2 separate regions of the Mus musculus genome follow, and region 2 is linked to region 1. The links are chromatin loops, found by intact Hi-C in ENCODE. Cell type or tissue: heart. All regions are shown on one strand. Links, peaks and the distances in the headings refer to the core of each region. The heading gives the core; the rest is flanking DNA.

Evidence for each region. Peaks named below come from ENCODE experiments on the same cell type or tissue, not always from the same donor. Only the 100,000 strongest peaks of a DNase experiment are listed, where the experiment ranks them.
Region 2: it touches region 1 in a loop (18-fold over the local background); 21 of 42 quality-filtered maps call a loop at or near these places.

What each region holds. Positions count from the first base shown.
Region 1 is chrX:102,925,535-102,933,204 of GRCm38, forward strand. 1700018G05Rik (RIKEN cDNA 1700018G05 gene) reads left to right here and starts at 2,838. Exons shown (of 3, transcript NR_045422.1): 1 at 2,838-2,929; 2 at 3,119-3,261; 3 at 3,410-3,573. It overlaps Gm5126 (predicted pseudogene 5126), which reads right to left. Exons shown (of 1, transcript NR_026596.1): 1 at 6,513-7,670. In heart, for the core only: a CTCF peak has its summit at 1,394 (motif pointing left); no DNase peak of the experiment used is centred there; H3K27me3 peaks cover 470 bases.
Region 2 is chrX:102,682,896-102,690,565 of GRCm38, forward strand. No RefSeq gene overlaps it. Among named protein-coding and RNA genes, the nearest start is that of Gm9112, 21 kb to the right of the region's middle. In heart, for the core only: no CTCF peak of the experiment used is centred there; no DNase peak of the experiment used is centred there.

The sequences.
Region 1 (7,670 bases), core at 1,203-6,202:
CAAGATTTAAATCAGGACCATTGTCATGTGTCCTGTGGAAAGGACCAGTGAGCACTGTGATAAGCCAAGGGCCTCCCTCCTTCTAGGAGCTTCTGAGAAGCTGCTTGCCAGTCATGCAGCTTTACTGGGACCCTCCTGTGCACACAGTGCTTCCCACAAACAGTTACCTGTAATTCATCCGGTTCTTTCTCTGCGCTGACAGCATCCTGCTGACTTCTGCTCTCTGGAACAAACACTACAATGGAAAATTTGAACCCTCTCTTTCCTCCCTGTACCCTTTGCTATGGTGGCACATGATAAAGCCTAGGCTGCCCCCCCAACTGCTTTCTTCTTTTCACGTAGAATGTTTTAATAACTCAATGAAATTTCCAACATAGAGTAAACATTCCTACTCACAGTGGGAGAATCTCTTTAACATGACACAGCCTCTCCCACACCCCAGAGAACTCAGGGACCCTTCAAAGCAGCTGCGTGGAGATTGCTTTTGTTCTTCACGAGGCTCCTAAGGGGGAAAACACCCATGCTGCACACACAGCTTTGGTCTCCCGAAATGCAAGCTACCCGGTACTTATCCACGTGACCCCCAGGTTCATTCTTCAGAGAATCCCAACAATGGGAACATTGGTAAACTTTGTGGACTGACATGAAAATAGTGCCAAAGACAAGATGATTGGAACAACAGAGATTTATTTCCTGATGGTTCTGCAAGCTGGCAAGTCAAAGATCCAAGTGTTTCCCGGCTTGGCTTCTGTGGAACATTCTAGCTTAGTCTTCTTCTCACCGAGTCGTCACACGGCATCTCCTTCAAGCATCCGTGCATGTGCAGAGCATGTCCTCTGGTGTCTCCTCACATGATACCATTAATCCTTTTAAGTCAGCTAGCTTCCTACCTATGACTAAGGTCCATCTTAATTCCACACTAAAGGTTCCAAACCCATTAGGCTCTGGGTCAAGGCTTCAAAACAACAACAGCAAAAATTGTGAGGAGAAATCATTCAGTCTAAGGCAGACAGAGAAGTGTCCTGTGGCAGAAAATGACCTGACCTTCTGCTGTTCCTGAATCCATGGTGTCAAGTGACTGACACGGGTATACTACCTTGAGACAGTGACAGATACTACTTATCCTGCTTAGGCAGCCAAATTCCACATTGCCATGCTGGTAAGGCAATGGACCTGCAGGCCTCCCCATGGGAGTCAGTCCCTCAAGCATCACTGCAGATATTATCACCTCCCAACCTGGCCCTGTCTTCAGGCAGTTTACAGGAAAAAATCTTGGCATGAGCCCTTAGCTTAGGACTGATTCCTGGCTCCTGGAAACCTCATCCAGATGCTGCATCAGAGACAGCTCAGGGGTTCTGTCTGAGACAGTTCTCCCATCTTGTTCTGCCCCCTGGTGGTAGCTCAGGATGTCAGCACGTGCAGGCCAAGGAACCTTTGGTTGCAGGACCAAAAGGTGGGCCTTTCTCCTCATTAGCATAGGGGTCTTTGCAGGAGGTTGGATCCATGGACAGGAAAGGGACGGACACGTGGAGGGCAAGGAAACACATTCACTTCGGAGAGGGAACCATGACAGTTGTGAGCTTTGGGCTAAAATGTACATGGTGATTTCTAAACTCCACTGCAGTGCTTGGGTAAAAAACGGATAGTACATATGAACACTCTGGGCTCACTGCCTCTTTGAATAGGCTCTGCTGACACCCTGCCCGCTAGGGCAGTGGGCACACCTGTTTGCACACCGCCCAGGGCTGCTGGTCAGCACCTCAGAGACTAGAGATGGCCGATCTGGAGAGAAAGGTTTTTCTGGCAAATTTCACCTCCAGTCAGCTCCAAGGCAAGCATCTCTCCAAATCTTCCCCCAAAGTCTCTCCCACTCCAGGTCCACCTTCAACTCTGTAGTGATGCCCCTGGGGACCATTGAAGAAAAGTGATGGCCTATGACCTCAGATACCTTTACACAGCAATTTTGTCAAAGGCAAAAGACAGCATTCTCCGTTTTCCTCCACTCTGTGAAGCTACAAATGCATTGAGTAGCCTTCCATGCCACAAAAATGCCACAGTTTCATCATAAGCATCCCTCATGACTTCACCTACAAGATTTCACAACTCAGTGTGTGAAACCCAGCACAGACTCTATGGCGAGAGTTCTATGGTTGTGGCATCTGCTTGAGGCACAACATAAATTGTTTAAGTGGCCCTAGAACATTCTCTAGGACAAAGGAAAGAATCTAGGAAACCTGACTGGTGCACACTGGGACAAGGGAAGTCTACTGAGGTCACAGGATCAAGTAGTGTTACCCCAAGTGAGGTATGGCTAAAACATAGGCATGCTTTCTTCTCACAGTGGGACGCCTCAGTGCATCTCTGCTCAGGAAGAGAGCATGCTTGGAGCCTCCTAGTGGGACAGAAGAGGTGAAGAGCTGGGGGAATGGGGAGTGGAGAAAGAGAAAGACAGAGAGACAGAGGGGAGTGGGAAAGTCTAAGTGAGGTTGGAAGAGAACTTTGGGAGGAACAAAGAGGAGATTGAGATACAATGGGAATGGAAGGGAGGAATGAACCTTGGAGAGGTGGGAGTGAGAAACACAGGAAAAGAAAAGAGGTCACTTATCAAAACTGTATCCACTGGTTGGGCTGAATGTACCCTACTGAAGTAGGCAGGAACCATGGGCAGGGGCAGAGTGGGCAGGCATGGGAAGCGGCAGAATGGGCAGGCACAGGGAGGGGCAGAGTGGAGAGCCCTGAACTGGGACAGAGTGGGCAGGCGCAGGCCAGGTCAGAGTAGGCAGGCACTGTGACTGGGCGTGCTTAGCATTTATACTCAGCAGAGAGGTCAGCTCCACAGATCACTGCAAGAAGTCCTAGGAGTCACTCCAGCGGAAGAGACACTCCGGGGAGCATGATCGTCATGCACTTGGTTGGGCATCCTCAGCTGGTAAGTCTCTTACTATGTGACCTGGAAGACCTTCCAGGGGGGACTGGGGTGTGAACAGGACAGGTAGCCCCTCTTGTCGATCCTCCTTGGCACCTCGACTAGCTGTGCACATACACATCACAGTAGCCGAATGTGGTTGTGGGCAGCAGCCATGTTGGGACTGAGTGCGACCTTAACTCTCTTTTTCAGACAGGGACGGAAGGTGTGGCCACTGCTCACACCAAGGAGAACTCATCCAGGGGCCCAAGAGAGACCAGGGAGCCTGCTCCTTGCACAAGGTCCTGGAGGAGCCGCTTCCAGAGAGCTGTGGCACGAGTGTCCAAGTTCTTCAGGTGAGGGCCCCAAGCCAGCCCCTGCCTCTCTCTCCACTCACAGCAAGCCAGGCTGTCTCCCTTGCTCTCCCCCACACAGAACCTGAACCCTCTTCTCAGTTCCAGCAGGCCTTCCAAGGGTCCACCTCTCTGTCTGTTTCCCACTTAGGAGAAGACGCCGATCAACCTGAAGCTGAGACCAGTGGAATCCTAGATACTGGGCCGGGCCAAGGACTGTGATCAAGATCATTGGCTGCGCAGCTCCTTGCTGTCCCAAGAATCTTGTCCAGTGATGTTGAAATAAATGCTGGCAGACTTTCAAATTTTCTTTGACTGTGTGAAATTTCCTTCACTTTCCACAGTGATACTCACCTTAGAGGAATGACTGGGCTTTGAGGTTTGGTGACACTTAGGGCATTGTGGGTGTGAATGGCAGGAACTAGTGCCTTTCTTTGTTCAGGAATGCTACTCCTTTGGGTGCTTGCATGGTAATGGTGGCATCCTTGTTCAATGCAGAGACCAATCAACAGGGAATTTCCCACAGATCTGAACCCAAGGGGCACCCGCATGTTTCCAGCAACCTGTGGAGGAAATAGCATGTGTCTCTGCCCCCTTGCATTGCAAAAATATCCTCACATGGGAAGATCCTGGGCCTTCTTTATGAATTGCTCATGGAGGGGTATATGGGGGAGGACTACTGGGAGGAGTGGGCATGAACAGGGGGTGCGGGTTGGCACTTGTAGGAAGACTCTGGATCCTGCAACAGGGCTCTAGACTTCTGTGCTTGCAAACACTTCCCAGTCAACACACTGCTCATCTAGAGACAGCCTGCAAGAGAAAACCTTCTTGCCAACTACACATGTTTTTTCTGCCTGTGTGGGCATTTCTTGCCTTTCCTTGGTGACCTTGAATGGTAATGAAACATAGTTTCCTAGGGACAAGGCTCCAAGGGAAGACAGCGAACAGCTGAATCCTTAATCTCCTATGGAGGTGGCCATGTTAGAAATTTCAACCCCTCAGTTGGACAGATGGCTCAGTGGCTGAGAGGACCTGAGTATGATTCTCACAACGTACACTATGGCTCAGAACTGAGCATAACTCCAGGTCCACAGAGGTCAACACCCTTTTGACCTCTGTGGGCACCAGGCACACATCAGCTGCATAGATGTGTGCAATACAGCCAAAAAGCAAAAATAAAAATAATAATGATAAATAAATTGCAAGACCAGGTAGAAGAGAATGGGGTAATAACACCCTAAACTTCAGGAACTATGGGGAGTTGGAATTCATGGGGGACTCTAAAAATACTTTAGTTTCTTTTCTGTATAAATGGGGGCCTAGATCACACAGTGCCACCCAGAGTGCTGTCGCAGCCTTGTAGAAATGGGGGCAAATATTGTGTCCACTTTTTCAGGGGAGAGCAGCATTCTGAGGGAGGCCTTTTAACATAGTCAACCTTTCCCATTCTGACCCATCTGGCTTTCTCTTGCTTCTTTCCCATTTGGTGGAAATATATCTTGTTATATCTGGTGGGTTCTGTAACAGTAGTGTTCCTGCACCATTCCCACCGACCCCGAAAAAAAAAAAAAAACCAGCCAGGTGGGATGGACTTGCCATTTGGAGACAGAGATCACTCAAGGATATATGCAAGTAGCAAGTGGATGAAAGACATCCTTAGTGCTTCACATAGGGCAGAATAGCTTGCTAAGGTACTTATTAGGATGGTGGGCTATAGATAGTGCATCTCCATGGTTATTGGTGGGGGGGGGAGAATTAATATAAATATATATGGTATCCACTACACAGTGTTCACCACTGACAAAGGGCTGTGTGCTGATAGGAGAATGGGGACGTCTGGCACACCAAAGAAAGGGCTTAGACTGACTTCCACGTATTCGCCCCCAAGAGCCCCACTTCAGGGAAAAACAGAGAACATTCCCACATTCCCCACTACACTCATACTCAGATTCTAGTATTATGGTCACCTCGACCCCACCTGCAGACACTTCTCCTCTATGTCTGTACAGAAGTGAAAGAATGGGGAATTTTATATGCAATGCTTTCTGGACTCCATATATCCCAGGGGAGGTCCCAGATCTGCTGATTGTTTTGTCTAGAGACCAGGAGGATTACAAGGCACAGCAGCACTCAAGTGAAAAGTGACCAGCAGCCTGTAAAGGTCGAAGTCAGCTCCAGGGCCAGCTATCACGCTCCTGATATCCACTGGAAGCTAGCCTAACTTAGCATAGGACACGTGGCTCCTTCAAATGCCATGCCAAGCAGGCCTTCATAACTGAGCAGGGCTATACTTTTGTCAGGTCCCTCTCTACCCAAAGAACTTCTGTAGCTCATCTACATGGGACTGGGCCTTGGTCTGGCGATCAAGGCACAAACTAGCTCTGCTCAGGCTAAGACACACTTGTCTCCACAGTGAGACAACACCCCACAACACCAACAGAATCCTTTACAGCTGTTTACATGGGCTGTTGTCTTTCTGTTTTAATTCATGGACCTTCACTGGAATCCTACCAATGCCCTCATAAAGCACTGAGCTCTCGCTCTCCCAAGCCTTGAGAGACAACCCCTGCTTTGTGCCTTTGCTTCAGGGGACAATCTCTGTCCAGTGAATAGACACTTGCTCCCTTCCTGTTACTCCCTAGAAATGACAGATGAAAGGACCCAGAGTGTGTGGTGTACAAGCTGCACAGGTGCCAGAATCCAGAGCAGCTTCCATAGCCGCTAGAGGTAGACCTTCCCTCTGGCTCAACTCAGAGCCAAGAGTGCCCAATCCCTGTTGATTCTAACCTCTCTCTCCTCTTACAGGCACAACTAAAAGTTGTATCGTCTGTCTGCACAGGAGTTCTTGCCCTCACACCACCCCTCCAGTATCCTTCCAATCCTGTGGAAGCATGGAGACCTCCAGGTATCCCCAATATCCAAGAGGGATTGTTCAGCAGTTTACCCATCTCTAGTGCTGCAGGTCCCGGGTGCTGCTACCTGACTGCAATGAAGCCTGCTGCTCCCCAGATGCACCCATCCCACATTTCCATACCTTTCCCCTGGGCTCCCTGACCACCTGGTTCACATGATCACCCCGTTACAGCTGACTGCCACATCTACCTAAGTTATTCACACCGAGAGCCCCGACTAGACTCTCAAATGTGTGGCAGAGGCTAAGTCTGGTATATCTTCAGACTGGCAGTGCCATGTAGAGTGCCTTGCATATGGTAACGAGTCACTAGATTCATGTTAAATAAATGAGTCCATGAGCAAGGTGTCTAATTCAATTTTATTTTTCCCTACATTCCAGAGCTCTGGGTTAACACAAATAAATGTCAGCTGGTTTTGCTGTGTGTCAGATTTTGGCCACGTTTGTGCTTTTCCTCTTAATATCTGCAGCAAGGAATCACTGTGCTGGAAATTTCCGTCAACATCTCAGAAAGAACCACTGACTCTGCTGTAGTATATTTCAGATCTAAAATGGCAGTGTGTCACAAGTGTTTTGTGTAAATGAACAAACCTCTCCTAAATAAGGAACAAGGAAACACTGCTGCAAGCCAACTGTGGAAGTAGATGCTCCTACTTAATCACATGCCTTAGAAAAGCAAGGATCGGGAAAGGATTTTAGGATGCCTTTACTTCCATGCTGCTCTGACACAGTTCAAGGCGAGTCCCCTTTCAACTGTTTTACTTTATGGTTCCTGGGATGGAGCCCATAGCCATCCCCAATCGAGAAAAGTCTTCCACCACTCAACCACATCCTCAGCCTTCATCACTCGATCCCTCCTAACTGTTTATCAACTGGAAAGGAGGTAGCCACAAAGCAAGCAGGACTTTGCAGTGTGCCGATTGAGCCCCAAGTCACCACCAAGCTCAGAACAGAAGTGCAATGCTATCCCTGCCCCTGCTCTGCCACTGCACTCTTCATACAGCAGGGCCTCAGGGCCCACTGCTCCTGCATCCCTTGGACTACCACAACCAAAGCAAGGAAGCCTTAGCAGCAGCTATCTCTGGTGTCAGCAGAAGCCCTGACTCTGGCCTGAGATTGTGACTGGCACCAATACTGTCCCCAGTACTGACCATCATCATTCCTGCATGGCTCTAGCCCCTGGCCCTGGCATTTGCATTGACACTGGCGCTGACGCTTGCTTCAGCCATGGCACAGGCCCTGGAAGTGGAACTTGCACTAACACTCGCACTGGTCACATCATCACCAGCAGCTGCTTCTGGGCCACCGCTCAGCACCGGGCACTTCCTCCTCTTCTTGCAATGCCTCATTTACTGCCACAGCAAGGCTCTGGGATGGATGTCATTCACTTGGGCCACAAACTCCAGGACTTCCATCTGTCTTGTTTCCTTTGAGAGCCCCACAAGAATACCGAGAGCAAGGGACCTCTGGTGGACACCTACTCTCTCGTGCACCAAGTGCT
Region 2 (7,670 bases), core at 1,362-6,361, 240 kb before region 1:
TGGACTCATTTATTTAACATGAATCTAGTGACTCGTTACCATATGCAAGGCACTCTACAGGGCACTGCCAGTCTGAAGATATACCAGACTTAGCCTCTGCCACACATCTGAGAGTCTAGTCGGGGCTCTCGGTGTGAATAACTTAGGTAGATGTGGCAGTCAGCTGTAACGGGGTGATCATGTGAACCAGGTGGTCAGGGAGCCCAGGGGAAAGGTATGGAAATGTGGGATGGGTGCATCTGGGGAGCAGCAGGCTTCATTGCAGTCAGGTAGCAGCACCCGGGACCTGCAGCACTAGAGATGGGTAAACTGCTGAACAATCCCTCTTGGATATTGGGGATACCTGGAGGTCTCCATGCTTCCACAGGATTGGAAGGATACTGGAGGGGTGATGTGAGGGACAGACAAACGATACAACTTTTAGTTGTGCCTGTAAGAGGAGAGAGAGGTTAGAATCAACAGGGATTGGGCACTCTTGGCTCTGAGTTGAGCCAGAGAGAAGGTCTACCTCTAGCGGCTATGGAAGCTGCTCTGGATTCTGGCACCTGTGCAGCTTGTACACCACACACTCTGGGTCCTTTCATCTGTCATTTCTAGGGAGTAACAGGAAGGGAGCAAGTGTCTATTCACTGGACAGAGATTGTCCCCTGAAGCAAAGGCACAAAGCAGAGGTTGTCTCTCAAGGCTTGGGAGAGCGAGAGCTCAGTGCTTTATGAGGGCATTGGTAGGATTCCAGTGAAGGTCCATGAATTAAAACAGAAAGACAACAGCCCATGTAAACAGCTGTAAAGGATTCTGTTGGTGTTGTGTGGTGTTGTCTCACTGTGGAGACAAGTGTGTCTTAGCCTGAGCAGAGCTAGTTTGTGCCTTGATCGCCAGACCAAGGCCCAGTCCCATGTAGATGAGCTACAGAAGTTCTTTGGGTAGAGAGGGACCTGACAAAAGTATAGCCCTGCTCAGTTATGAAGGCCTGCTTGGCATGGCATTTGAAGGAGCCACGTGTCCTATGCTAAGTTAGGCTAGCTTCCAGTGGATATCAGGAGCGTGATAGCTGGCCCTGGAGCTGACTTCGACCTTTACAGGCTGCTGGTCACTTTTCTCTTGAGTGCTGCTGTGCCTTGTAATCCTCCTGGTCTCTAGACAAAACAATCAGCAGATCTGGGACCTCCCCTGGGATATAAGGAGTCCAGAAAGCATTGCATCTAAAATTCCCCATTCTTTCACTTCTGTACAGACATAGAGGAGAAGTGTCTGCAGGTGGGGTCGAGGTGACCATAATACTAGAATCTGAGTATGAGTGTAGTGGGGAATGTGGGAATGTTCTCTGTTTTTCCCTGAAGTGGGGCTCTTGGGGGCGAATACGTGGAAGTCAGTCTAAGCCCTTTCTTTGGTGTGCCAGACGTCCCCATTCTCCTATCAGCACACAGCCCTTTGTCAGTGGTGAACACTGTGTAGTCGATACCATATATATTTATATTAGTTCTCCCCCCCCCACCAATAACCATGGAGATGCACTATCTATAGCCCACCATCCTAATAAGTACCTTAGCAAGCTATTCTGCCCTATGTGAAGCACTAAGGATGTCTTTCATCCACTTGCTACTTGCATATATCCTTGAGTGATCTCTGTCTCCAAATAGCAAGTCCATCTCACCTGGCTGGTTTTTTTTGTTTTTTTTTTTTTGTTTGTTTGTTTGTTTTTTTTTTTTGCGGTGTCGGTGGGAATGGTGCAGGAACACTACCGTTACAGAACCCACCAGATATAACAAGATATATTTCCACCAAATGGGAAAGAAGCAAGAGAAAGCCAGATGGATCAGAATGGAAAAGGTTGAGCCTATGTTAAAAGGGGTCCCTCAGAGTGCTGCTCTCGCCTGTGTAGATTCCCCCCCCCCAGCCTGAAGCAGGCTGATCCAGACCTTGACATTGCTGCCACTAAGGAGATTACCTAGGGTGGAGCCTTCCTGCTTAGGTGGCTCTATTGTTCAGCCACTGCTGCTGTTCTCCTTCAAGACACTGCTACCTGCTGAGAGGCCGCTGAGCTATTCAGGAGACTACACCCTATCCTGCACATCATCACCTGCAGCTGTTTCCAGGCTCCAAGAATGGATTATCCGGGGATGGGCCTCCCCACCTTTATAAGCACAGTTTTCTATTAAACATTTGAGCTTTGATCAGGAATCTTGACTTAGCTCCATTTTTCCCTTGACCACCTAGTTCCCCTTTCTTTTCAGCCCCAACTTGCCTCCCAGGTGAAACCCCGTCCATGTGATCCACGGACCAGCTCTCAACACCCCTGAACAAGTGGACACAATATTTCCCCCCATTTCTACAAGGCCAGACAGCACTCTGGGTGGCACTGTGTGATCTAGGCCCCCATTTATACAGAAAAGAAACCAAAGTATTTTGAGAGTCCCCCATGAATTCCAACTCCCCATAGTTCCTGAAGTCTAGGATGTTATTGCCCCATTCTCTTCTACCTGGTCTTGCAATTTATTTATCATTATTATTTTTATTTTCACTTTATGACTGTATTGCATACATCTATGCACCTGGTGTGTGCCTGGTGCCCACAGAGGTCAAAAGGGTGTTGACATCAGTCTCTTGGACTTGGAGTTATGCTCAGTTCTGAGCCATAGTCTACGTTGTGAGAATCATACCCAGGTCCTCTCAGCCATTGAGCCATCTGTCCAACTGAGGGGTTGAAATTTCTAACTTGGCCACCTCCATAGGAGATTAAGGATTCAGCTGTTCACTGTCTTCCCTTGGAGCCTTGTCCCTGGGAAACTATGTTTCATTACCATTCAAGGTCACCAAGGAAAGGCAAGAAATGCCCACACAGGAAGAAAAAACATGTGTAGTTGGCAAGAAGGTTTTCTCTTGCAGGCTGTCTCTAGATGAGCAGTGTGTTGACTGGGAAGTGTTTGCAAGCACAGAAGTCTAGAGCCCTGTTACAGGATCCAGAGAGTCTTCCTACAAGTGCCAACCCACACCCCCTGTTCATGCCCACTCCTCCCAGTAGTCCTCCCCCATATACCCCTCCATGAGCAATTCATAAAGAAGGCCCAGGATCTTCCCATATGAGGATATTTTTGCAATGCAAGGGGGCAGAGACACATGCTATTTCCTCCACAGGTTGCTGGAAACATGCGGGTGCCCCTTGGGTTCAGATCTGTGGGAAATTCCTTGTTGATTGGTCTCTGAATTGAACAAGGATGCCACCATTACCATGCAAGCACCCAAAAGAGTAGCATTCCTGAACAAAGAAAGACACTAGTTCCTGCCATTCACACCCACAATGCCCTAAGTGTCACCAAACCTCAAAGCCCAGTCATTCCTCTAAGGTGAGTATCACTGTGAAATGTGAAGGAAATTTCACACAGTCAAAGAAAATTTGAAAATCTGCCAGCATTTATTTCAACATCACTGGACAAGATTCCTTGAAAGCAGGGGCCTGCGCTGCCATAGATCTTGATCACTGCGCATGGCCCCCATGTCTAGGGTTCCAGTGGTCTCAGCCTCGGGCCGTTCGGCGTCCTCTCCTAAAGGAGAAACAGACAGACAGGTGGATCTTTAGAAGGCCTCATGGAACTGAGAAGAGGGTTCGTGTTCTGTGTGTGTGTGTGGGGGGCCCAAGGGGGACAGTCTGGCTTACTGTGAGTGGTGAGAGAGGCAGGGGCTGGCTTGGGGCCCTCACCTGAAGAACTTGGACACGCGTGCCAGAGCTCTCTGGAAGCGGCTCCTCCAGGACCTTGTGGGAGGAGCAGGCTCCCTGGTGTCTCTTGGGCCCCTGGATGTGAGCATGGTGTGAGCAGTGGCCACACCTTCCGTAGCCACACCTTCCGTTCCAGTCTGAAAAAGAGAGTTAAGGCCTCACTCAGTCCCAACATGGATGCTGCCCACAACCCCATTCGGCTACTGTGATGTGCATCTGCACAGCTGGTCAAGGTGCCAAGGAGGATCGACAAGAGGGGCTACCTGCCCTGTTCACACCCCAATCCCCCCTGGAAGGTCTTCCAGGTCACATAGTAAGAGACTTACCAGCTGAGGATGCCCAACCAAGTGCATGACGATCATGCTCCCCGGAGTGTCTCTTCCGGCTGGAGTGACTCCTAGGACTTCTTGCAGTGATCTGTGGAGCTGACCTCTCTGCTGAGTATAAATGCTAAGCACGCCCAGTCACAGTGCCTGCCTACTCTGACCTGGCCTGCGCCTGTCCACTCTGTCCCAGTTCAGGGCTCTCCACTCTGCCCCTCCCTGTGCCTGCCCATTCTGCCACTTCCCATGCCTGCCCACTCTGCCCCTGCCCATGGTTCCTGCCTACTTCAGTAGGGTACATTCAGCCCAACCAGGGGATACAGTTTTGATAAGTGACCTCTTTTCTTTTCCTGTGCTTCTCACTCCCACCTCTCCAAGGTTCCTTCCTCCCTTCCATTCCCATTGTATCTCAATCTCCTCTTTGTTCCTCCCAAAGTTCTCTTCCAACCTCACTTAGACTTTCCCACCCACCTCTGTCTCTCTGTCTCTCTCTTTCTCCCCCCCCTGCCACAGACCCTCTGGGTCCCTTTGTGTTCTTGGACGGGTCTCTGGGTGCAGATGGGCAAGGAGTTGGCAAATGACAGACAGATGCACACAGGAGATTGTGTAGAATCTGAATGTATTGTCACAAAGTGAACACCAGTCTTATATAGTACAGAAAATAAAAGGGGTATGAAGTCACAGCAGGCAAAGCACATTGAAGTTACCTGACACAAGGAATGACTACAAAGGGACTTAAGGAACAAGGTAAATGTTTACAGTAAAGATAAAGCAGTCCTGCCTAGGGTCAGCTTAGTGACAGGTAAGAATTTCACACCCTAGTGCTATTCCTTTGAGCCTTGTGAAGGTTAGCACTGGGGGTTCTGCTCATAGCTGACCTTCTCATGAATAATGCAATACCACAACCCTCCTATTTCCTAGGCCTTGCTAAATTCTTAAATGAGTGTAACTTTTAAGTATCTGTAGAATCTCCATTTGTCAGAAGAATTCACCAACTTGCTTCTAATATGCAATGTAGCCTGTACTGAAGATTTCTATCTTAGTGGGATTCCCTGGCTCTTTCATGGTATTTCCTTCTTTGGGTGAGATTGGCTACTATCTTTAGTCAACACTCTGCAGACCAGCCCTGAGCTGCTGGCTCTGTCTTTTTTAATGCTTAATTCAATTCACTGTCTTTACCAAGCTTCTCGACTTCAAGCATTTTCTAGGATATTTGAACACTGGCGAAGGCTCTGGCTATGTCAGAATTCAATCTTAAAGGGCACTTATAATAAGATAATACTAAAAGAGAGCACGTGGATCCATACACTAGACTAACACAGGGATAGGGTGTGGGTATATGGGTGTGAGAATGCCAAAGCTCCAGGAGGTGAGTTCTTTTTGAAACTATATGCCTTGTGAGTGCTCCCAGGAATCCCAGACTGTCAAGCAGACTTCACTGGAGTGTGCATGGCACACCCCCCACAACCCCCCCCCACCCCTGCTCTTCACCTCTTCTGTCCCACTAGCAGGCTCCAAGCATGCACTCTTCCTGAGCAGAGATGCACTGAGGCGTCCCACTGTGAGAAGAAAGCATGCCTATGTTTTAGCCATACCTCACTTGGGGTAACACTACTTGATCCTGTGACCTCAGTAGACTTCCCTTGTCCCAGTGTGCACCAGTCAGGTTTCCTAGATTCTTTCCTTTGTCCTAGAGAATGTTCTAGGGCCACTTAAACAATTTATGTTGTGCCTCAAGCAGATGCCACAACCATAGAACTCTCGCCATAGAGTCTGTGCTGGGTTTCACACACTGAGTTGTGAAATCTTGTAGGTGAAGTCATGAGGGATGCTTATGATGAAGCTGTGGCATTTTTGTGGCACGGAAGGCTACTCAATGCGTTTGTACCTTCACAGTGTGGAGGAAACGGAGAACGGCGACTTTGGCCTTTGACTAAATTGCTGTGTAAAGGTATCTGAGGTCGTAGGCCATCACTTTTCTTCAATGGTCCCCAGGGGCATCACTACAGAGTTGAAGGTGGACCTGGAGTGGGAGAGACTTTGGGGGAAGATTTGGAGAGATGCTTGCCATGGAGCTGACTGGAGGTGAAATTTGCCAGAAAAGCCTTTCTCTCCAGATCGGCCATCTCTAGTCTCTGAGGTGCTGACCAGCAGTCCTGGGCGGTGTGCAAACAGGTGTGCCCACTGCCCTAGCGGGCAGGGTGTCAGCAGAGCCTATTCAAAGAGGCAGTGAGCCCAGAGTGTTCATATGTACTATCCGTTTTTTACCCAAGCACTGCAGTGGAGTTTAGAAATCACCATGTACATTTTAGCCCAAAGCTCACAACTGTCATGGTTCCCCCTCCGAAGTGAATGTGTTTCCTCGCCCTCCACGTGTCTGTCCCTTTCCTGTCCATGGATCCAACCTCCTGCAAAGACTCCTATGCTAATGAGGAGAAAGGCCCACCTTTTGGTCCTGCAACCAAAGGTTCCTTGGCCTGCACGTGCTGACATCCTGAGCTACCACTAGGGGGCAGAACAAGATGGGAGAACTGTCTCAGACAGAACCCCTGAGCTGTCTCTGATGCAGCATCTGGATGAGGTTTCCAGGAGCCAGGAATCAGTCCTAAGCTAAGGGCTCATGCCAAGATTTTTTCCTGTAAACTGCCTGAAGACAGGGCCAGGTTGGGAGGTGCTAATATCTGCAGTGATGCTTGAGGGACTGACTCCCATGGGGAGGCCTGCAGGTCCATTGCCTTACCAGCATGGCAATGTGGAATTTGGCTGCCTAAGCAGGATAAGTAGTATCTGTCACTGTCTCAAGGTAGTATACCCGTGTCAGTCACTTGACACCATGGATTCAGGAACAGCAGAAGGTCAGGTCATTTTCTGCCACAGGACACTTCTCTGTCTGCCTTAGACTGAATGATTTCTCCTCACATTTTTTGCTGTTGTTGTTTTGAAGCCTTGACCCAGAGCCTAATGGGTTTGGAACCTTTAGTGTGGAATTAAGATGGACCTTAGTCATAGGTAGGAAGCTAGCTGACTTAAAAGGATTAATGGTATCATGTGAGGAGACACCAGAGGACATGCTCTGCACATGCACGGATGCTTGAAGGAGATGCCGTGTGACGACTCGGTGAGAAGAAGACTAAGCTAGAATGTTCCACAGAAGCCAAGCTGAGAAACACTTGGATCTTTGACTTGCCAGCTTGCAGAACCATCAGGAAATAAATCTCTGTTGTTCCAATCATCTTGTCTTTGGCACTATTTTCATGTCAGTCCACAAAGTTTACCAATGTTCCCATTGTTGGGATTCTCTGAAGAATGAACCTGGGGGTCACGTGGATAAGTACCGGGTAGCTTGCATTTCGGGAGACCAAAGCTGTGTGTGCAGCATGGGTGTTTTCCCCCTTAGGAGCCTCGTGAAGAACAAAAGCAATCTCCACGCAGCTGCTTTGAAGGGTCCCTGAGTTCTCTGGGGTGTGGGAGAGGCTGTGTCATGTTAAAGAGATTCTCCCACTGTGAGTAGGAATGTTTACTCTATGTTGGAAATTTCATTGAGTTATTAAAACATTCTACGTGAAAAGAAGAAAGCAGTTGGGGGGGGGGGCAGCCTAGGCTTTATCATGTGCCACGATAGCAAAGGGTAC